Linked DNA regions of Mus musculus: all the other regions are linked to region 1. The links are chromatin loops, found by intact Hi-C in ENCODE. Cell type or tissue: heart. All regions are shown on one strand.

Evidence for each region. A loop is a pair of places that touch in the nucleus more often than their neighbours do. Peaks named below come from ENCODE experiments on the same cell type or tissue, not always from the same donor. Only the 100,000 strongest peaks of a DNase experiment are listed, where the experiment ranks them.
Region 2: a loop joins it to region 1, with 7 times the contacts of the local background. A loop is called at or near these places in 1 of 42 quality-filtered maps.
Region 3: a loop joins it to region 1, with 2.3 times the contacts of the local background. A loop is called at or near these places in 1 of 42 quality-filtered maps.

What each region holds. Positions count from the first base shown.
Region 1 is chr7:29,952,851-29,957,850 of GRCm38, reverse strand. It overlaps Zfp74 (zinc finger protein 74), which reads left to right and starts at 3,786. Exons shown (of 6, transcript NM_178384.4): 1 at 3,786-3,996. C230062I16Rik (a long non-coding RNA gene) reads right to left here. Exons shown (of 4, transcript XR_003946630.1): 1 at 3,895-5,000; 2 at 817-891. In heart, CTCF peaks have their summits at 2,934 (motif pointing left) and 3,818; a DNase peak (open chromatin) is centred at 3,850; H3K4me3 peaks cover 2,468 bases; H3K27ac peaks cover 2,028 bases.
Region 2 is chr7:30,000,244-30,005,243 of GRCm38, reverse strand. All of the region lies in intron 6 of Zfp568 (zinc finger protein 568), which reads right to left. Among named protein-coding and RNA genes, the nearest start is that of Zfp568, 19 kb to the right of the region's middle. In heart, no CTCF peak of the experiment used is centred here; no DNase peak of the experiment used is centred here.
Region 3 is chr7:29,813,941-29,818,940 of GRCm38, reverse strand. Zfp790 (zinc finger protein 790) reads right to left here and starts at 2,869. Exons shown (of 5, transcript NM_146185.2): 1 at 2,652-2,869. In heart, no CTCF peak of the experiment used is centred here; a DNase peak (open chromatin) is centred at 2,910; H3K4me3 peaks cover 2,756 bases; H3K27ac peaks cover 2,267 bases.

The DNA of each region.
Region 1 (5,000 bases):
AGGGCTGGGGAGGTGGATCATACTTAAGAGGGTTGCTATGCTCTTGCAGAGAATCCAAATTCAGTTTCCAGCATTCAGGTCAGGTGGCTCACAAGTGCCTGTAACTCCAGCAACAGAGGACCTGACTCCCTCTTCTGGCCTGTGTGGGCAGCAGCACACAGGTGGCACACACTCACACAGATAAGCACACATATGCTTAAAAAAAAATCTTTTGAGGGGCTGATGAGATGGCTTAGTGAGTAAGAGCACCTACTGCTCTTCCAAAGGTCCTGAGTTCAAATCCCAGCAACCACATGGTGATTCACAACCCTCTGTAATGAGATCTGATGCCCTCTTCTGGGGTGTCTGAAGACAGCTACAGTGTACTTACATATAGTAAATAAATAAATGAAAAAAAATCTTTTGAAAAAAGACAAAAATTGGGCTGGAGAGATGGCTCAGTGGTTAAGAGCACTGACTGCTCTTCCGGAGGTCCTGAGTTCAAATCCCAGCAACCACATGGTGGCTCACAATCATCTTTAATGAGATCGGATGCCCTCTTCTGGAGTGTCTGAAAACAGCTACAATGTACTTACATAAAATAAATATATAAATCTTTTTTAAAAAAAAAAAGACAAAAATTTACAATTTAAGGTAGTGAGCTGACAGAATGACTTTCACACAGAGCGAAAGAAATTAATATAAAATCAAGCGAGACAGCCAGGGATGGGACTCCCATGCTGGATAGGCCAAATCATTTCAGCAGCAGGGAAGTTAATGTCAGCTCACTTTGAAAGGTGGGAAGGGAATTAAAGGAGAGAGAATATACCAGCTCACCTGGTGCACGGCTTTAAGAAGTCCGACAGCCACTCTTCCTCTCAGCTCCTCCTAAGAAATGGCGATCTGGGCTAGCTGAGATGGGAAAAGAACACGGCAAACTTGGCATTCCTCTCAGCATCCACATTACCTACCATCTGATGTTCCTTCCTCCTGTTGCAACCTTCCCTTCAGTAAACAGAGTTGGTAGAGACATAGGAATTGGTTTGCATACGATATAATCCATGCTCAAGTCATTTTCAATTTATTCCTTGGGCAGCAACTTTACAGAGCTTACAGAAAAGACACTGGGTGACAGTTTCAGGAAACTCACATACTCAAAGTCTCAAAGACGACATTGCCAGCCACTGTCACACACATGGATGTACATGATGTCAGATGTTCACTCTCTCCTACACGTCTCAGACGCTCTGGTGCCACAGGCTGCCATCACTAACAACGGACTTACATTCTAGTCACAAGGAGGCTCCCCGATGATGCACAAGGGGGAAAGGGAAGGTACCAGGCATAGATTCAGTCGCACATTGGGTGACAGGCTCGCAGAACTGTAACAACCATTTCCTACTTCCAGGGACGCACAGAAGGCCTGGCGACCAGATTCCAGGTGGACACTCCCCAGCCACTTCCCTGTCTCGCTTCTTCCCTGAAGGCTCTGGAATGTTCTCCACTCCAGCTGCCACAAGTTGGAGAATCTAGCCTCTGAGTAGGAGGGGGACGGGGGGGGGGGGGGGGGGGGAAGCTCCTCTGTTGCCTGGGCTCCCAGAGGACATTGGGAAATGTAGTCTGGATAGAAGGGACTATAGCACCTTGGAGTTCAGTGGGACGGACAAGCCTCAGTCCTAATGTCTCTTCTCACCGCCAAACCACGTGTATACAGACACAAATGCAAGCAGAACACCCATGCACATAAAGTAAACTGAAAATATTTTAATTATTTTTACTTTTTATGTGTATGAGTATTTTTGCCTATATCTTTGGGGCATCAGTTCCCAGAGTGCTCTTAATTGCTGAGCCTTTTCTTTTCTCTTTCTTTTTCTTTCTTCCTTCCTTTCTTTCCAAGATTTATTTATTTTATGTATATGAGTACACTGTCACTGTTTTCAGACACACCAGAAGAGAGCATCGGATTCCATTACAGATGGTTGTGAGACACCATGTGGTTGCTGGGAATTGAACTCAGGACCTCTGGAAGAGCAGAGGGTGCTCCTCTTAACCACTGAGCCATCCCTCCAGCTCCTTGCTAAGCCTTTTCTCTAGTCCCTTCACAGATCTTTTTGTGGGATGGAACCCAGGTTGTCAAGCATGCCAGGCAAGCACTCTGCCACTCAGCCATGCCCTCCGTATTGTCTTCATCTGACTCTGTACTTCATTCAAACACATAGTATTTTTCTTCAGGAAAAATTTCAAGATTTTGAGAATAATACCTAACTCTCTGAGTGTGTATGTATGTACACAATTCTTGGAGTGTAACAGTGGAAAACATGATTTGCTGGGTTAGGCAAACATTTCTGGAGTCATGTGTGCTTGATTGTGTTCACAGTATATATGATATTTGTGATGTTTAAATGTGCTGTGGTAGATTTGTGGAGAGTGTCAGATTGAGTCGGACAAACGTTGAAGGGTTAGAATCATGGATATGTGTTTGTGTATGGAATTCTCTGTGGTGTCTGATTAGGAACCAACACTGTATGGGAGAAGCTATCTGTGGTGCTGGGATAGACAGAAAATAAAAGTTAGGATGGGGGTGGGCCTGTCAAACAGAAGCTGGGCGATTTATCTGAGCTTGAGGCCAGTTTGGGCTACATGTCAAGCGATGGCAAATTCAAGAAGTTTATTTGACAGCAACAATATTATGAAAGGAAAAGAGAAACAAACTATTGCTTAGAGTTCTATATTCTGTGTGAAATAAAATAATGTTGCTTAAATACTATGATAAAGGAACTATGTACACTATACTATCTATCTAAAGCAGGGGCTGAGAGACAGATTAGGCATCAAGAGTACTTGTTGCTCTTGAAGAGGACCCATGTTTCATTCCCAGAACTCTCAGGGAGTGGTTCACAAGCACAGGCCACTCCAGTTTCGGGGAATCGGATGCCCCCTTCTGGTCTCTCTGTGTATTGCATGCATGAACTGCAGACAAAATACTCAAAACACGTCAAGTAGAAATAAATAAACCTTTAAAACAAACAAACAAACAACAACAACAACAAAAAACCCTTGTTCACTAAAGAGTATTATCAGGACAATAAAAGGACAAATTACTCCTACAGCAAGGGTGGAAAGTATTTGTAAAAACGTATATCTAATAACGTCCCCCTCCCCAGTGGTGATTGTTTTGTTTTGATGGAGAGAGAACGGCTAACTGGTACAAGGGTCTAGTTGACTAGTAAATGGCTCCGTTTCCTTAGGATCTAGTTAGTATGTAGACATTGCTCAGCAATGGTGTTTACAATCCTACGTTAACAGTCCAGTAACACTGTCGGTCAGAACAAGGAGTCTACGAAGTATAGACAAAAGCATGTTTCTGACAAAATTGGAAGATAGCAATGAAACGCTGCAAGAGAACACCCAGCCATGATTACAAAAGTGGTTGCAAATTCACACAGTTTTAAATGTCACTGAACTTCAAGGTCTCTTAACTCTATAAACTCCACACCCTGACCCCATAGTCTAGTTCTCACACACACGTATTCACGTAACTCCTCCTTCTGCCTGCTACCAAGAGTTTGTGACTCCGGAGGACCATCCCCATCATAAAGAGGTAGACAATCTCGGGAGAGAGCCCTGATCCAAGGGAACTAAACAAACTCAGCCGTGCTCTCTTCCTGGCTCAGACTCCCTAACCCTGAAAGTCTCATAGCCGAGGGCCAGTTTTTCATTTGGGTGAGCACAGGTCTCGGGCCGCGAAGGGCTCTGGGAAATGTAGTTCAAAGCAAGAACGCAAGGGATCCTTTCGGATTCTTCTCAGTTGCAAGTTGCACCCCCAGGCTGTGAATGCCAGGCCGCGGGGTAGCCGCTGCTACAAAACCCGCCCAGGCTCAAGCCGGTCCCCCTGCCGCAGCGCCGCGCCCTTACCCGAGCCTTGGCCACTCTCCTGACTCGCACGCCGAAGGCCAGACCCGCCCGGCGAGCCGCGCGGCCCTCTGGGAAGTGCTACCCTGCGCCTAGCGGACCCAGGTTTGTGGGTCTTCTTTCCCAGCCTAGCAGCACCAGGCCGTAGCCCGGAGGCTGTGAGCCTTGGGCGGCGTCGGGTTGGGGGATCGAGACCCGTGGCCCGGCTCAGCGTTGAGTCCCGGAAGCCGTGAGCTGGAGGCCAGGACTCTTTGTGCTGGGTGGAAGCCAGGGCCCTGTAGAGCGGTCGCGGGTGTGGGTAGAGGACGGGATGCCTGCGGTTTGCAGCAGCCGTGATGTGACTATAATTTGCTCGTTATCCTTTATGTGCCTTTACGAACGTGGGTGCACATGTGATGGCTGAGATAATGAATGAATGCATTAATGAAAAACTCTGTGGGTGGAAGTTAGGCGGGTAGGATTGTGTGGAGATGTGTGAAGACCGCGTTTGAACGAGTGCTACCTTTAGCCGTTTATAATAATTGAAAATATTTTTATATGAAGCATCAGTATCTCCAGGACTTGACTATTTTCCTGTATTGACAAACTGTCTTGTGTACATGACAGGCGAAATTCATTTGCCTTGCAGCCCAACTCCATTTCCCAAATAGCAAGATACAGAAAAGCCCAAAGACTAAAAATTATTTATTTCTCCTAGTCAGTCATGCAGCTCCTGACAAATTGACTTCTTTACACTCGTGAGCATGAACGCGTACATTTATGTGCTCATATAAAGAGCATGGCCTCTTAAAAGAGCAGTAACGGGCTGGAGAAATGGCTCAGTGGTTAAGAGCACCGGCTGCTCTTCCAGAGGTCCTGAGTTCAATTCCCAGCAACCACATGGTGGCTCATAACCATCTCTAATAGGATCTGATGCCCTCTTCTGGTGTGTCTGAAGATGGCTACAGTGTACTCACATAAAATAAACAAATCTAAAAAAAAGAAAAAAAAAGAGCAGTAACATCATATATACAGTTCTGTAACTTACGGCTCTTATTTAACCATTGATGTTGTTAACATATTGACATCAACAATTACACATTTCAAGTGTATACCATTTAAACACACAC
Region 2 (5,000 bases), 47 kb before region 1:
CAAAGGACACACTTAAGTGGAAGAGGGAAGTCCCATCCCTACACAATGGCAGGTAACAACTGCTGGGAGAAGGAAGGTTAGCCTCTCTCAGGGATGAGCCCTCTTGTTGGATGCCCAAGGCAAGTGGTCAGCCTAAAACCATTTACACACAAAGAATAAGACCCAGCAAGTTATATTTAAATATTTGTGTGTGTGTGTGTGTGTGTGTGTGTGTGTGTGTGTGTGGTGCATGTGTATTTAACAGAGCTATCAATTTGAGAGTGGGCATGGGAGGGACTGGAGGGAGGAAAGGGAAGGCAGAAAGTGATGTAATTCTACTTCAATTAAAAATATTTTTAAGATGGGCAGTGGTAGAGCACACCTTTAATCCCAGGCAGATTTGTGAGTTCTAGGCCAGCCTGGTCTATAGAGTGAGTTCCAGGACAGCCAGGGCTATACAGAGAAACCCTGTCTCAAAAAAGACATAAACCAAACCAAACCAAACCAAAAAAAAAAAAAATTTATACACACACACACACACACACACACACACACACACACACACGTGTCTAGCATCCTGACAATGTAGTAGTCACCATGTCCATAACACAGTCAAAAGTACTAGACATCAAAGATACAGGAAGACTAAACAAGAAGAAAACAAATCCGAGAAAATGACTCAGAAGACAATATAGAGTCTGGAACTATGAGAGGACTTTTAAACTTGAATGTGAAGATTTATCATTTCACTCGTTTCCCATGTATGATACCATTGGCCATATACTGAATGTAGTAGCATGCAGTGTATCTTCAATATCATACAGCCTTCCCCACTACGTCCACACAGTTCTCACCATTTTGAATACATTTGCTTTCCCCTATTAAACATCACTCCACTTCTCCCATCCCAGGCCCTGATAAGCTCTAATCTAACTCCCAAATTCTCATATTCTAGGAACTTATTTCAATAAGTGAAAGTATATAAACTTAGCTTTCTGTGTTTGGCTTTCTTCATTTAGCATGTTTTCAAAGACCTTCCATGTTGTAACATGTACCAGGATTTCATCTCTTATTGTTAAATAATATCCCATTGTTAAGTACAGACTGGAGTTTAGTCTGATGAGAGGTTGTATCAAAGAGACCTTGGCTTGTCTTTCACCACCAAAATGTTTTTGGTTTTTTTTTGTTTTGTTTTGTTTTTTTGAGTCAGGTTTCTCTGTGTAATAGACCTGACTTCCCTGGAACTTGCTCTGTTGACTAGGCTGGCCTTGAACTCTCAGATATCTGCCTAAAGGCTTGTGCCACCATGCCCAGCCCACCACTAAGATTTTTAACCAAGTTTTGGTATGTCTGTTTCTTTAGTGAGGGACAGCAGCTAGAGGGAGATGATGTTGGATAAGGTTTCTCTCCAGTATGAATTTTCTCGGGCTCAGTAAGATTTGATTTCTGGCTAAAGGCTTTCCCACATACTGTACATGCATAGGATTTCTCACCGGTATGAGTTCTTCGCTGATGTCTGATGAGGTTTGACAACTGAATAAAAGCTTTCCCACACTCAGTACATTCATAAGCATTCTCTCCAGTGTGAGTTTTCCTAGCACTTAGGTGGGAGAGGCAGGTGCATCTCTGTGAATTAGAGGCCAGCCTGGTCTGTGGAGCTAATCCCAGGAAAGCCAGAGCTACACAGAGAAACCCAGTCTTGAAAAACACAAATCAAAACAAAAAACCCAAAGCAAAACAACCTCCCAAACTCCAAACAAACAAACAAACAAACAAACAAACAAACAAAAGCCTTACAAGGTGTGGCTGCACATGCCTATGGTTCAGCACTTGGAGATTGAAGCAGGATGATTGGAAAAATCAAGGATATCGAGAGGTACATGAGTGAGATCATGGTATCCCCCAAACAAAAACAATTGCCCTACCACAAAACATCACAGTAAAACAAATGAAATTACATCATTAGGGAATGTGCTACAAATTAAAACATGGGAGAGATACCACTAAGCAGCTATCAGAGCAACCAAAATCTCAAACATGGATACCTCCAGAGGTGGACAGGGACCCACCACAGGGTTGCTAATGCTGCTGCCGGGAATGTAAGACGGTCCGTCCACTTTAAAGATACATGGTTGTGAGTCACCATGTGATTGCTGGGAATTGAACTCAGACTTCTGAGACGGCAGTTAGTGCTCTTAGCCACTGACTGTCTATCGCTCCAGTCCCTAGATATATTCCTAAACAAACGCTTACTCCATTACTTGCTTCTGTGTTTATTTGAGGGAGGGGCACCTGTGTAGCAGGTGTGGCGGTCAGAGGACAACTTGCAGCATCAGTTCTCTATGTGGATCCTCAATGTGGGTCCCAGGCTTTGGGCTCAGGTGGTCAGGCTTGGTGAGCCATCTCACTAGCCAACAAAATTAAACGATGCTTTCAAATGATGATTCAGTAAACAGACTCTTTGGTATTTGCCCCAGTGAATTTAAAAAAAAAAAAAGCTAAGCTTACCATATATTATTTTTCCTTTTCTTATTTTAAGAAAAAGGAAAACACTGCTAAATAAAAACAAGAAATTAAAAATCTGATTAGGGAGCAATTAGATACCATGACCCAGGCAGACAATAGAGATCTGCTAAAACATTATAACATCTCTTCCAAGCACAAGTTTGTCCATCTAAACACAGCTGCATAAGGGCTCGCATGTGATTGAAGTAACTGCCACCTGCATGCATGAGCGTTAGACTCAGAACTAAACGAGGAACTGTGCGTGTGTCCTAGGAGAGTCAAACAGCGGCAGTAAGCACTCACTTGAGAAGCATTTCTTTAGCTCAACAAGTACTTTCTTGATCAGTTTTCGAGAAGGAACTCCCTCAACAGCTCACTCTTTGCAGCTAACTTCTAGAAACTTAAAAGGCAAAGTCTCTTTAGTCCTGACTCCTGAGAGCCATTTACTATCCTCACATAAACCCTTGACATGGCAGCTAGTCGCTCTCTTGGCTGTAACTGAACCTTGTCTATACCGCCACATACTAACCTGTGTAAGAAAATGGCTGGGTCTCTACAGCCCAGCCGGGAAAGGTTTATGTCTGGAAAACATGCGCCAAAGAGGCTCAGAAGCAAGCAGATGCAGAAGGACTCAGGTTAACAAGAAAGTAGGAGTGATTTGAATGTTTATATATCGAATGCTGAGACACTCTCTGGGAACTGAGCTCAACATTAAATAACTGTTGAGTCTCAACAGTTCAGAGCCCTCAGATGAAAGGAAAAGAAAAAAAAGAGTTCTACAGGTCTGGAGGTATTAAAGGTAATATTCCCACACTGCCGTTTCTAGAGCTAAGCATCAAATGAGATGAACACAGGTAGGCACACAAAAGCAAAGTGTCCATTTGTAACTTAAAAATGTCAGGGGAGCCGGGCGGTGGTGGCGCACTCCTTTAATCCTAGCACTTGGGAGGCAGAGGCAGGCGAATTTCTGAGTTCGAGGCCAGCCTGGTCTACAGAGTGAGTTCCAGGACAGCCAGGGCTACACAGAGAAACCCTGTCTTAAAAAACCAAAAAAAAAAAAAAAAAAAAAAAATTGTTCAGGGGAGATCTCCTATGACCTGAACCTGAACTGCGAGGTGTCATGGGAGGACCAGGGATGTGAGCATAAAGAAGACACAAAGCTGGTGTGAGGAGGACTGCATAAGCTATGGACCATGTCAGCGCACACATTATGCAGCAGGGCATCTTATACACTGTTTGCAGAGGAAAACGGGACAAAGTCGGCAGACAGCTGTCACACAATGCCATCAAGTCAGCAGGAAGCTTATCATGAAATGTTGCACAGATGAAGCACACCAGGGGAAGAGTCTCTGTTTCCAGGAACTGACACCTACCTCCCTTGAGACCCTGGGCCCCACCCCAGCCCCAGTCAGGTCTACCCATAGGCAAGGACATAGATAGTAATGTTCCCTTTGTCCTTCCAACAGAGCCTCTGAAGAAGTTTTCAATTGGCCTGGCCCCTAACAGTCCAGAGGAAGTTGAGAAAAGAAGTCGTGCAAAAACCATTTTCTAAAACAAGAAGAAATGAAAAGTGACTGAGACTTAAAGAAAAATCCAAATCTGGAGAAGAGGACAGAGGAAAGCTACTTCCAAGAAGGGTGCTTCATGGGATCAACAGAGCAGAGGTCCCCTGGATTCAATATGGTGGTATATCAGACATGTCTCCCTCTACAAATAGAAACAACAGGATAGAAAAATACATCCTCAGTGAAACTTTAACTCTAGAATATAAGCAAAGAGTAGAAAATGGATCGGTTAAGGTAGAGAAGTCCAGAGGTCAAGACTTATTTCTTCTCTCAGATAAGATTTCTAGGAAACAGAGTTCTGCAAAACATAGACACATATTTTCCAACCCTGAGGTCCAGATGTGTTGACACAGCAGAAGGCACCTAGCTGGCTTCACGTGGTCCTGACAAACGGCAAGGGAGGAACAACTGAGTAAGCAGAAGCAAACAAACCGTACTCTGGAAAAACACACTGTTGACACAGGAGGGTGGGAGGGACCTGAAGATACAGGAATCGTGAAGATGACAGTCCCATCAGCTTGGGACAACAACATTGAACCTGATGGCATGGTCAGTGTAAGGCACAAAGATTTCCTATTAACTCATAATATTTTTTTTCTCTTCATAGTGGGTCCCAGAGAAAATACCCCTGAAATGAGACTCCTGAGACAATGACAATCAGAAAAGCACACTATCAAATCTTTATAATGACAGTATAAAAGCAAAATCCAAAAGAAACTTTAGACTGACAGAGGTGTTTGGTGGTAGAGTATTTGCCTAGAATGTACAAGCTGGGGAGGGAGTGGGGTGTGTGATTCCTAACACTGGAAACAAAACAAACAGACATACAGAAGGAAGGAAAAGAATCCACAAGTCTAAAGGAAATAGCGATCATAGCAGGCAGCATTTCTAAAGCTGTAAAGAACATTCAACAAAGCAACGCCCCACATGTGAATCCCTGACTACTTGTGT
Region 3 (5,000 bases), 140 kb after region 1:
TCTCTGCATAAGCTTTAACAAAAGACTACACCACAACTGTCAATTTAAAGGCCCTGGCTTTAAACTCCAGTATTTCCATCGACATAGACCTTCTCCATACACAAAGCTAACATCTGTTCACAAGAGCTTCAGGAATTTCAGGACACATTGAGATGGCCAATATTGAGACCTACATACAGTTCTTTCCCAGCTATGCAAATGATGCCACTAGCTATCTTTGGACCAGAAATATCCATGGGTGGGATGGCTCTTGGGAAATGTAGTCCACCGCCTGGGAGCCAGAGAAACTGGCCTCAGAAAGATGACAAGACACATGGGTTGTAAAACAGCATCATACCAGAGGTGAGTTTGTACGGTCTACACTCCAACAACAAACTGGCTGAATCACTACCTCGGATCACACTAGTACCTGCCTGCTTTATGATGAAAGATGAAAAGGGATAGGTTTTAGTTGGTGCCTGATCCAAACCCCTGTCTTGCCTAAAAATCCATGAAAACCCTACCTTGAACTCAGGTTTGGTGTCTCTTCCACTCTCAGACAAACAGAAATACTTTAGTCCCATCCTCCAAATGCTCTTTAAAAATAAATAAATAAATAAATGTGTCTGGACGTCAGATCCCCTGAAGCTGGGGTTGCAGCCAGTTGTGAGACACCATGAGGGTAGTGGGGTTCAAAGCCAGCTCCTCTCCAAGAGCAGCCATCTCTCCATGCCTTTCAGTTATCCTTACAGCTGTGCTGTAAGTGCCTGCTCGCGGTTGTTCTTGTTCTCTGGTATACTGATGCCATTCCGTCCGACTGTTTGCTTGCTTAAGTTCCAGTAGAGGAAGATGGTTCATATCAACTAAAACTTAAGAGCCAGGCTTATGAGGAAGTCTTGAAGGCACTTCAATGGTGTCAGCCCCTCAATGGGCATCTGTGCCAGGCATGGTTCTCATTCGGCTACTGAGCTTAGAACTCCTTCATGGTTCTGTCCAGCAGTCTCTTGCTCAACTAGGCTGCATCCAGTTCAGTGAAGTTATCATCTCCCTACCTGAGAGTGGATGATGCAAGACTTGAATTTTAAATCAAATACCAACTCACTGGAAGGGTGTGATGGGGCTCCCCCACAGCCCTAGCTAGCACTTGGAGAGTGGAGCTGGGAGGGTCCGGGTTCAGCCCTAGACTCTGAACTGACATGTATCCTGTTTGAGACCAGCGTAAGCTACAGCCTATCTCAAAAACAAAAACTACCACTTGACAACTGTGCTTGGTCTTTAATGATGCTACCATATGTGTGTGTGTGTGTGTGTGTATATACACACATATAGATACATATATATGTATACATATATGTGTACATATATACATGCATGCCAGGCATGGTGGCCCACAACTGAAATATCAGCATTGGCAGATGAATCTTTGAGTTCACTATGAGTATGTATTTAAATAGTAAGTCCTAGGCTAGTCAGGGCTACATAGAGAGGCCCTGTCTCAAAAACAGAAAGGGAATGGGGCAGGCTTATGGTACTGAGGTTTCTATTTAATTCAGATAAAGAAATGAGATGACATTTACCTTCTAAATCTGGCTGATCTGGACACACACCGTTGCGGCTGTGTCCACTGACTCTGGATGCTATGGACACACACCGCTGTGGCCGTGTCCACTGACTCTGGCTGATATAGACACACACCGCTGCGGCTGTGTCCACTGACTCTGGCTGATCTGGACACAAACCGCTGTGGCTGTGTCCACTGACTCTGGCTGATATGGACACACACCGCTGCGGCTGTGTCCACTGACTCTGGCTGATATGGACACACACCGCTGCGGCTGTGTCCACTGACTCTGGCTGATATGAACACACACCGCTGTGGCTGTGTCCACTGACTCTGGCTGATATGGACACACACCTCTATGGCTGTGTCCCACTGGCTCTTAAGTACTGTGTGCAGCTTGTTTTAATCATGGTGATGCTGCTCTCTGTAATAAACTTCCGTTTATCACCTTCTGGAGCAGGGCATGGTAGTTCACACCTGTTATCCCAGACCTTGAAAGTCAGGAGGACGGCCTCTGAAGGGTGACCAGGGCTAAACAGCAAGATCCTGTCTAAACAACAAACCAACAGAAACCACTTGACAAGAGGATCTGGAGTTCAGGTCAACCTTGGTTATAAAGAGAATTGCAAGCCAGCCTCAAAATCAAACCTTACCTGTGTCTCCTCAGGAACTCTCTAGAGAAGGGACGATGTCTGCTTGGGGTACCCTGAGCGTTAATAACGCCCCCCCCCAAAAAAAAACCACCCCGACTGACAAAACACTGTGTTAAAAATAAAAAGTCGGCTATATTGCCTGTAGATTGCCTACGCCGCACAATTAACTTACAGAAAAATAACAATGCTAATTAGTTATTATCAGCTATACATTTTCCCTCCCACAGACACTCCAGAAGACCGCACTTACTAATCGTAATTTGAAAAGAAAATGAGATTTAGGAAGCTTCCGCTATCTCTATAATCTCAGCCACTCCTGTACAGGGATCCATCCAGTCGAGACCCAATCCCCAAGAACCATTCGATCCGCATACAATGTCTCCTCCCCACAACAGCTCGCTCCACTCACAAAGCGCCACAGCTCGAGCCCAACTCTTGCTCACGCTCATTTTCCTTACCTCGCAGTTTCTCTGCCGTCCAACTCCTCCCAGATCCAGCCGCGCATGCAATCTAACCTCCCTATGCTTTCTCTCACACACGCTCAGGGCTGTCATTGCGTACTCTTGCACCTACAGGACGAGGCTTCCTCTTGGTCAGACTGCCAATGCTGGGTTGGTCTTAGCGCTGGGGTCCTACATTCCGGTCTGTGGCCCCAACTTCCAGCAGGAAGTCGAATTCGGAACAGCCTCCTTAGACAGATTTCCGCCTGGGGATTGGATGACTCAGCCTACTCGAGCCATGCGCCTCCGGTCACCAGCACGGCCTTGAACTACATTTCCCAGAATACCTCGGTTCCCTGGAAACTCGCAGTGCTGAGATAGTGCTGGGTCGAGGAGCCTGATCTAGGTCTATGAAGTCTTTCACCGCTGGGATTTCCTCACGATTCCGACGAATAGCCGAACACTTTGTATCTGTTGTTCAGGCCACAGCTTTCAGCCCCTGACATTTCCAGGCGTTGTATTTCCCTCTCCTGGGAGCCTTTTTTAAGGAGTGGGCAGGGTACTCCTGACAGGTTTGGGGAGAACTTTAGGGATAATGAGACGCCTTTGGTGCCAAGGGTTTGGATGCACCATCCTGTGCAGTGCAATGAAGCTGACTCCGGGAGATCCGGAGCTGTGTAGAATTGTTATCATGTGTCTGGGTGGTAGTCTAGGGGATATGGAGGCAGAGAGGATTCCTTGATTGGTGAGTATGATCGCATCCATTGTGTGTGTGGCTGGAGTCTGTGTGACCGTTTTGTGCCATGCTTTTTTTTTTTTTTTACCAGTGTGAGGTCCCTCGAGTGTGAGGTCCCTGGGCTTTTGTGTTTGTGAGCATTTGCCTAACTTTGGGAGCGTGTGAGGTGACCGACTGAGGTGTGACTGCTTCCCAGTGGACCTTTTCTAATTTCGGTAGAGGTAAGGTGAGGGTGGGGGCAACAGTGACTGTGATTGGCTCTCCCTGTTAAGGCTTCCGTGTGGGGTGGATTGTATTTTCGTTTGAGGCACCCATAGCTTTTGTGTCCCCGTGGTGTGGGATTAATTGGAGAGTCACTATAGGTGAGGCAACTTTGTACCTTTGTGACTCCAGCCAAGGGGACTTGTGTCACATCCTGGGGGTAGACTCTGTCCTTATCTACAGTCACCCTACTTTTGTCTGGTGTTTCCATTGCATAGGAAGCCCCTAGGCTTCTCTGATTTCTTGATAGGTGCTATGGCTGTTGGGCCAAAATGATCTCTGAAATGGTTGAATATGCATCTACAAGAGCCTAGTGTGTGTCACACTTTTTTTTTTTTTTAATTCCCGAGTTCTGTCCTGTAGCTTATGATTTCCTGACATCCCTTTACTTTTGTCAAGATGTGGCTTGTTTTCCTCCTGTTGAAAATTCTGGCCCATCCTGTGACTGCATTCCTGTAGTGTACCCTGAAGTGGAAGTTTAAGGAAATGTCAGGTGATGCAGACCCATGTGATATTTGGAGAGAGTATAAATAGGAGTCAACCCACAGTGACTAGTGTATAGCTAGCTTTGCATTGCTTTGCTGGTTTCAAGTCTTTGCTGATCTTTGCTTCATTGTACCGTATTAACTGCTCTTAAGTCCTTTATCATCCTCCATTTACCTGATTTCTTTTCTTTCACAACACAAAGGACAATTCCATGGGCTGGTAGACTCTTCTACATGTTGAGCCTCCAGCTGCTCTTATACCAGTTGTCCAAGCGCCTGCAATTTGTTGTTGTTGTTGTTATTGTTGTGGGCCATCTGCCATACTAGTCTGTTTAATAACCATTTTAGAGGCAAGGTTGTTGGTGCATCAGCAGTGTCCACTTTTATAAGTTTGGAAATTCAGTTGCTATGATGTCCTGTTTTGGATCATGGGCACAGCTTTTGACTTTTTTGATCACCTGTATTAATACCTTCCCCAGGAACATCTCCCATATCACACCTGGCTTCCTCATATGCTGTCCCTAGAACTGCAGAAATATTTATTTTAGTACCCCACTGTTGTAAAAGATCCCTTCCCCATAAGTTTATGAGTAGATCAGCCACATAAGGTCTCAACTTACCTGTTTGCCCTTCTGGTCTCACACAGGTAATCCATTGGACACTTTGTCTTATTCGTGATAACTTACCGATTCCTATAAATTGTGTGTAAACCTTCTGAAGTGGCCAATCTGGATTCCAAAACTTTTGGGAAAGTATATGTCTTAGTTAACATTTTATTGCTATGAACAAACCCTATGACCAAGGCAACTCTTATAAGGACAACTTTTAATTGAGGCTGGCTTACAGGTTCAGAGGTTCAGTCCATTATGATCAAGGTGGGAACAT